Regions from separate parts of the Homo sapiens genome. Here region 2 is linked to region 1. The links are chromatin contacts, found by Hi-C in ENCODE. All regions are on one chromosome and are shown on one strand. Each heading gives the region's core, a stretch centred on a gene start or an enhancer-like site at or near the end of the contact. The rest is flanking DNA. Distances are from core to core; before and after follow the strand shown.

What was found. A loop is a pair of places that touch in the nucleus more often than their neighbours do. Pooled maps may share reads with other maps.
Region 2: a loop to region 1 is called in a map with no recorded cell type, with 5 times the contacts of the local background. The contact joins two enhancer-like sites. A Hi-C loop is called at or near these places in 2 of 37 single-sample maps with no recorded cell type and 4 of 50 pooled maps.

The regions. Positions count from the first base shown.
Region 1 is chr10:48,800,293-48,804,387 of GRCh38, forward strand. It overlaps WDFY4 (WDFY family member 4), which reads left to right. Exons shown (of 62, transcript NM_001394531.1): 25 at 2,994-3,067. Among named protein-coding and RNA genes, the nearest start is that of WDFY4, 120 kb to the left of the region's middle. RefSeq lists enhancers at 2,513-2,562, 2,593-2,652. Within about 2 kb of position 2,424, at least 3 of the 41 ENCODE cell types and tissues checked have a DNase peak (open chromatin) inside an H3K27ac peak, as active enhancers do.
Region 2 is chr10:48,632,232-48,636,326 of GRCh38, forward strand. It overlaps a transcript of ARHGAP22 not described here. Among named protein-coding and RNA genes, the nearest start is that of ARHGAP22, 29 kb to the left of the region's middle. Within about 2 kb of position 2,285, at least 10 of the 41 ENCODE cell types and tissues checked have a DNase peak (open chromatin) inside an H3K27ac peak, as active enhancers do.

The sequences.
Region 1 (4,095 bases), core at 1,174-3,673:
AGACACATCCTCAGAGGGTTTGGAGACAAGAGAGTGGATCACAGGAGAAACGGTGGGATCCGTGATGACTGGTGTGAAGCAGACAGGAAGAGGAAGTTGTGAGGAAGGGAGAGACAGGAAGTCATTGAGAAGGGAATGGACAGGAAGCTGTGAGGGAGGGTGGGTACAGGAGATTGTTGAAGCAGGGAGGGACAAAAATTTGTGAGGGAAGGAGGGACAGGAGGTTGTGAGGGAAGGAGGGACAGGAAGCTGTTGAGGCAAGGTTGGACAGGAAGTTGTAAGACAGAGTTGGATAGGAAGTTGTAAGGCAGGGTTGGACAGAAAGTTGAGAATCAGGGAGGAACAGGAAGTTGTGGGCTTCTAAGTCTTAGGTTTTGGTTTCTTTCTTTCTTTCTTTCTTTCTTTCTTTCTTTCTTTCTTTCTTTCTTTCATTCTTTCTTTTTTTTTTTTTTTGTTTTGAGATGAGGTCTCACTCTGTTGCCCAGGCTGGAGGGCAGTGGTGCGATCTCAGCTCACTGCAACCTCTGACTCCCAGGTTCAAGTAATTCTCCTGCCTCAGCCTCCCAAGTAGCTGGGATTACAGGCACGTGCCACCACATAAGGCTCATTTTTTTATATTTAGTAGAGAAGGGATTTCACCATATTGGTCAGGCTGGTCTTGAACTCCTGACCTCAGATGGTCCACCCACCTCGGCCTCCCAAAGTTCTGGGATTATAGGCATGAGCCACCATACCCAGCCTCTGGTTTCTTAAAGAAGGAACTGACTAGTTCATTTCTAAGAGTACAGTCATCTCAGGGGTGGGGAGAGAGCAACACCTGACACATTATACAGTCCATACTCAAACAAATCTAATCCAGACATCTTAATATAGTCCTTAGTACAGGCTTATGTGACACAGAATAACAATCAAAAGATTCAGTTATTCATGTTTCCCAAAATTCTGACATTTGGCATTATGTAATTTCCTGATGAGCTAGGCAGCCTCAAATGGGTGTGGCAACTTATTATTGTTGCTGTGTTCTGGAAAGGAAATGTGAGAGGCTGGAACTTTTGTGGGAAGTGTAAAAGGTGCACCTTATTGTACTGGTGGGTTCACATCTGACTTTCTTAGTTCTCTCAGCCCTTAGCCCCAGGCCTGGCATATCATTTGTTGAATGACTGCCTTCATGAATCAATATCCTAAGTGTGCAGGGCTCTTGGAGCCCTACAGACATGTATGTTGGGGTGCCATGCTGGATACCCATGTTTTCACTAGAGCTGCCTTCATCAATACCAGCTGTCCCAAATGGCAGCTGGCCCACCTCTGTGTGTGCCTTTGGGCAGTGGCTGTGCTTAAAAAAGCAGGAAATCTGTCACTCTTTTCCTGGCGGAAGAACAATCCACTCATTTTATTTTATTTTGTATCCACTCATTCTTTTAAAAAATGTAATGCATCTTTACGAAAGATAGTGGCATGTATGATGCTAGGTTCCAGGGATTAAAGAGGGACAGTCTCTACCTTCACAGGCCTCCCGATAAACTTGTGTTCACTGGGGTTCTTTTGCATTTCCTCTTCAGCAAGAGTAAGCAAAGTCATGGGTAACTGCTTAGCTTCAAGCAAGGTTGAGTATTGACCCTATGGGTCACTATCTGTAGGTGATACCCATGGGTACCCAGTGTGGGGCAAGGGAATGGGCTTCGTAGTCAGGTGGATTGACTTTGAAAACAGTCTCTGCCAATTAAAAAAAAAGTCTGGTGCCAGAAAAGTTACTTAGTCTCCCTGAGTCCCATTCTTTCTAGCTACTAGATGCAGATAATAGGCCGGGTACGGTGGCTCACACCTGTAATCCTAGCAATTTTGGAGGTGGAGGCAGGAGGAACACTTGAGCCCAAGAATTAGAGACTAGCCTGGGCAGTAAAACAATACCCCACTCTACAAAAAAATTTTAACAATTAGCTAGGCATGGTGGTGCAAACCTGTAGTTCTAACTACTTGCAAAGCTGTGGTGGGAGAATTGCTTGAGCCCAGGAAGTCAAGGCTGCAGTGAGTCATATTTGGGCCACTGCGCTCCAGCTTGGGTCTCTCAAAAATAAGAAAATAAATACATAAATGCGGATAATAATATTTTGGGTCTTTTTATGGCACCTCTTGCCACCAGGAAATGTATCAGTTATTAAGTGCAAGCTCTTTTTGCTGCTATATGAGTGCACGCTTATAATCCCACACCTGAACCTTGTATAGTCTGGGCCTTAGGAACTGTCAGTATTTAGAGAAGAAAAATATTAGAGTTCTCTAAAGGGAAGTAGAAATAAGACATGATGGCATCCATCAATTCTGCCCCAGAAGGATCACTAGCAGCTACATTTGTTTACTATGAATGAAAACAACCTGAGTGATCAACTTCACTTTCAGAATCTCAGTGAATTTCATATCTTTGTTTCACTTACAATTTTGTCATGCATGAGATGACACTGTGGTTTGGGCTGAAGAATGTGTTGCCTGCGCAAATTGGGTATGTAGTCAGTACAGTGTAAAACCTGAAAATCTGTACCTGGCTTCTATTTCCTGTCCTGCCACTTGCTGGTGGTGAGTGGAGACTGTCACTCAGCTGGTCTGTCTCAGCCTCTATTTTCTCATCTGTAAAGTGGGAACATCATCATTTGTCTTGCAGGATCCAGGGAGGTTGAGATGAGTTTGCAATATGGACACTTGGGCTGTGGGCCCAAGGCTGAGCAGATGGGGGAGATGGTTAGTGCAGGCGTCCTTGGTTGGAACCAGGCCCACAATGAAGTGCCAAGTAGCAGCAGAGATGGCGAGAGAAGGCCTTCCTACAGGGGAGGCACCTCTCTGCTTGGAGTGTCAGGACAGCTGATCTGATTCCAGAGCTGGTACATCATGTTGATGATTCCACGTCAGAGGATCACCTGTCCAGCACTGACCTTCTCATGCTTCCTGCAAATCATTCTTCTCCCACACCTTCATTTTAGCATGTGTTTTGTTTTGTCTTCCAGCTCTGGATGAATACTGCAGACAATCTGGAGCTCAGCCTCTTTTCCCATCTTTTGGAAATCCTTCAATCACCAAGGTAGGCTGGGTCTTGGCAGCCTGGGGGTTAGAACTGAAGGCTGAATGTCCAGAACAGAGACAGGGCAGGGTGGCCAGTGGCTCTTCCCTGCTCCCAGAACACTGGGTCCCCAAATGGGAGCACATCCTTCCCAGTGGCTCATGCTTGTGGGGCAGTCTCCTCTCATGGTCTCGGGCCTCAGGAGGGCAGATGCTGGGGGCTTAGAGGCCTCTCTAGCCCCAGGGACTAGCACATACTGGGGGCTCAGCAATTGTGACCAGCAAAGGTCCACTCTCCCTCTAACTGACTTCTCCAAGGCACTTTTGGAATTAGTCAGGGCTCTTTTACCCTTCAAGTGGTAGAAATACAACTCAAACCAGCTTAAGGGATGTAAAAGAGAAGGAAAGAAGGAAGGGAGGAGGGAAAAAAGAATACAGGAAGAAAAGACCAGTAAAGAGGGACTTCGTTGGCTCTTACAATTGAAAAGAGCTGATCTCATCCTGTAGCTGGGGGAGGCTCACATCATTTTCTCTGAGCTCTGTCACCACTCTTGCCTCTGCCTCTTCCACTCAGTCTTCAGGTTGCCCGGGCTTTCTTCTGTGGCAGAAGGTGGCTCCTGGGCAGCTCCTCAGAGCACATCCTCAGCTTAGCACCATAGGCAGAGAGACAGCTTTTTAAAAATTTAACAGTCTTAGCTATTGGACTGAGTCTCATTGAGCCAACTGTGTCCCATGACTGGGCTGGAAAGTGGCTTCCCCTCTGGAGTTAGAAAGTGGTAGTTCCCAAAGGGAGCCAGGGGCTGTGTTCAGAATAAGAGAGAAGGAAGGCAAGGAAGCCCACATATCACCCCACCTGCCTCCTCCTGGCTCAGGCTGGTCTAGAGCTCATTGGTGCCTTCAGCATTTTGAATGTATTTGTAAATGGCTTTCCACTCATCCACTTAATGAACATCTATTATAAACTTACTACATTTCGCACCCTGTACTTAGAGGTAAAATTCAGAGAAGAATAAGCCACAGTCTGATAAAAAGAGAATACAGAAAAACATG
Region 2 (4,095 bases), core at 1,035-3,534, 170 kb before region 1:
TTCCTGAGTTACTTCACTTAGAATAATGGCCTCCAGCTCCATCCAAGTTGCTGCAAAAGACATTATTTCATTCCTTTCTATTAGCCTTCACTTTTGAAGAAAAATTCCAGTAGTTATGCAATCCTATGTTGGTAGGGAGTTTTATTGCAGCAGTTTTAATGTACAAACTATTCAACATATTTTTTTTTCAACAGTTGAAATATTTCCCTTCACTCTCCACTTGCTTGCATGACTTCTGTTGTGAAGTCTGATATAATTCCTATCCTTGTTCTTCTAAAGGAAAGGTGATCCCCATACCCCTGGCTTCTTTCAAGATTTTCTCTGTCTTTTGTTTTCTGCATTTTGAATGTGAGACACCTAAGATGTGTATATTTTTTGTTTTTATCCTGCTTAGGTCTGTGGTTTGTTTTCTGTCACTGCCTGGAGTTGGCCAACTCCAAGTTTAGAGTGCACACAGGTCTTCACAAGACCAGCCTCACTTCCAACACCAACTGCAAATTGGGGGGTGTTCCCAAAACCACCCAGGCTAGGAGCTGTGCCGTCTTTAATATTTGCTGTGTCTGCAGATGCCAGAGCGAAATCATTGATTTTAAGTTTGCACAGATTTTACCTTGTTGTAAGGATGAGAGTGAAAATGTCTAAGCTTTTCACATGTCAAAGATGAAACCAGAAGCCAGAGTCTTTCCATTTTCATCACTACTGCACAACGCTGACTATTCTTTTCCTTCATCTACCCCTGGAAGATCCTGAGTCACCTGCCAGAGGACATCACCTGCCACACGGAGGACATCAGTGGACAGTTCCCTCAGGCCTTTCCATTGGATGATATGAGAAGAGCATGAGCTCCAGAAGGTAAGAGTTTTTGCCAATTATGTTGCCTGCTGTATTCCAGTGCCTAGAGCAGTGCCTGGCACAACTCATGTTTGCTGGGTGACTGAATAAATTATCAACCCTTAGGAAACTTTTGAGATCATTTCCCAGGCCTGTCCACCTTTAATGGCCCCAGTCAGCTCTCATTTCTGCAGACAATCTACCTTCCTCTGAGACTCCCAGGTCTGAGGTTTGCAGTGACTGCATGCTGGAGAAGTAAAACTGGGAGAAAGCTCCAAATGTAGGGTTCCTGTGTCCAGAGTCTCCATCATATCACTTGGTTTTCAAAAAATTCCCAAAGGAAACAATTCTCAGCCAGAGATTAACAGTGGCATCTGATTGTTTGTCTGGAAGGGAGTTCCCACTTATTCAGGGTTTACCCTGTGCCTTTCCTTGAACTCTTTTCTTTTAATTAGACATGTAATCCTTATTACAGTCTTGTGAGATATGGCCTATTGTGGTCTCACTTTTACAATGAGGAAATGAAGCAGAGAGATTATATCACTTGAGTAAGGGCATAGAGTAAGCAGGTGGTAGAACCTGGATCCACACCCAGGCCTGGCTTTCTCTAGACTGTTTTTACATTTTGTGGGAAAATGATGCCAGCAGCAGGGAGGGAGGGCTGGCTTTCCCTGTGGACTTTCCACAAGAAAATCCCTGTTGACATCCATCTGCAGAAGGAGATGGGCAGGTTAATAGAGACAGGATCATTCCACGGGGCTAAGAGGAGGAGGGAGCAGAGGGCTGGGCATGGGAGGAGGGAGAGCCTTTCCTAACTGAATGCTGGGCCAAGCTGGCTGCGGGATGCCCTGACTCCTGGAAATCTCTGGGGCAGGTGTCTGAGAGTTGACACCATGGGCATCTATGCCCTATGTTCTCCCTCACCTTCTTCCTGGCCACCAGGATGCTGCTTCCTCCCACGCTTGTTTCTATGATAACTGGCAGGAAGTGTTATCTGCTAGCCAGCTCACCTGTTGAGAGAAGCCAGTTTGCACTAGTAGCTCAGTAGTATCATGGGTAGCTGAATGGGTACTTTCAGATTTGGGTGGCGGATTTGATGGGAGCAGCCAAAAGGTGCCATCAATGTCCCTAAAAGCAGAGGTACTGCTGTGAGTGAGCACTAAAGATGGGTCAGCTCAGATCTGGGTTGAGTCCTGTCTGCCACTAACTAGCTGTGAGCTTTTGGCAAGTCAGTAAACTTCAGATCTTCTGCTTCCTCATCTAGCCAACAGGGAAAAGTGCTCTGCCCCCACAGAGCTGGGCCATAGGAGAGGATAAGCTGCTGGGTGCAGAGGGCGGTGAGCCTGCACTGTGGTTTGCCCATTTCACAACCATTCCCAGAGTCAAATCATTTCTCCCAGATGTGCAGAAACAGAAACCATTGTAGGAAACTGGGTCTCTAAGAAGAGCCGCTGACTCAGCCCTTATTTGGTTCTGTGGCTGGGGGTGGGTGAGCCTGGGCTTCCGCTTGGCTCCCTAGAGGGTAGTGTGGCTGGCAGGGCATCTGTCTAGACACTCTCTGAGGCTCTGCCCAGCCTGTTCTTTGGAATAGACTCTCCTCTGCTTCTCAGGGCTGACAGCTCTGAGCCCAGGAAAGCAAGAGGGCTGAATTGTGTCCCCCGACTCCAGTTCATGATGAAGCCTAACCCCCACCGCCCCATACAGAAAGTGGCTGTATTTGGAGATAGGGCCTTTAAATATCAAAGTTAAAATGAGTGATTAAGTTAAAATGAGGTCATTAGGGTGGGCCCTAGTCCAATATGACTAGAGTTCTTATAAGCAGAGGAGATAAGGACACAGATACCAACTGTGTGAAGACACAGGAAGAAGGTGATATTTACAAGCCAAGGAGAGAGGAGAAAGAAGCTTGCTAACACATTGATCTTAGACTTCCAGCCTCCAGAATGGGAAAAAATACATGTATGTTGTGAAAGCCCTGGGGCCCGAGGTGCTTTGTCATGGCAGCCCGAGCAGACTCATGTACCTGCCCTCCCTCTTCCTCAGTGTGAACAAGGGAATTCCAGCACCCATGGGAGGCTCTTGGAGGCTAGGCTCCTTCTGGGTCCACCGTGAATGAAGCACTTCACCTTGTTTCTGGGCCTCTGTCTCTTGTTGCCCCCACCCCCACTTCTGCACTGGGCCTGGTGTTTCCCTGGACCCCGACTCCCTGTCTCCTCAGGCATGACTAGTTTCATACTCCTCCAAGGTTGGTAAGAGAAAAATGCCTGGGGTTTAGGTTATAGCTTGAAGCACAGCTTTGGGTGCTCCGTAACTTGTCCCAGCCCCTTGGCCAGCTCCAAGTTCAGCCACAGCTGTGGTGAAACGTCCCCTCTTAGGTGAGCCCACTGATGGCTTCCCGCTCCAGGCTCTCAGCCCTCGGCTTTCTCTGAAGCCACAGGGACCCTAAGCCCTGGGCAAACAAATGCAGTCCAGAAGGGCTGGGTGTCCACACCCCTGGGGTTGCCCTCAGCCAAGGGAGAAAGGGGGCCGGGTAACCCCCACCCTCTCCCCTTCCAGGCTTATGGCAGGTGAGTCTGCACTCTTCCCAGAGTCCCTGTGGAAGTGAGTCTTGGGACAGCAGCAACCTTCATTATGCCCCTCACACTGGCCTTCCCTCCTTCCTGGTGTCACTCTTTGCCCCATCAGTCCTGCTTCCTGGCATCACCTCCCAAATAAACCACCTGCACCCAAGCCCTTGTCTTAGGCTCTGCTATTGGACAACATAAACTTAGACTACTTCCTGGCTGGGGAAGCAGGATGGAAGGACTGCACTTTTGAGCTTCAGTTTTCTCCTCTGTAAAATGGGAACATTAATATCTTGCAAGCTGGCTACAGGAATTAAATGACATCACCCCTGTGGATATTGAAGAGAGTTGTAAACCGTGCAAGGTGATCTCAATGTTGTTATTTATTATTATTTTTAGTTTGGTGGTAGCATCAGGTCCTTACTCTCTCTCTCTTTTCATTAAAGAAAGAAGAAGGAAAATCTCCATCTTCAGACTCATTTCCCAGGGGTCCTGTGCTGCCAGGTGCAGGTGAACATCCTGGAGAGGCTTGGGGGTTAAGGGGTTAATGACATGGCTGCTCCTTCTTCCTCTGCCCTGCACAGCTTCAGCATTTCTCTGGTGGCTGTCGATAAAGGCATGTTAGCTGTGGGGACACTGCATGAAGGAGACATTCAGGGTGTCTGGGTCTTTCCAGCCCAGCCCTGCATCCATGCTGTCT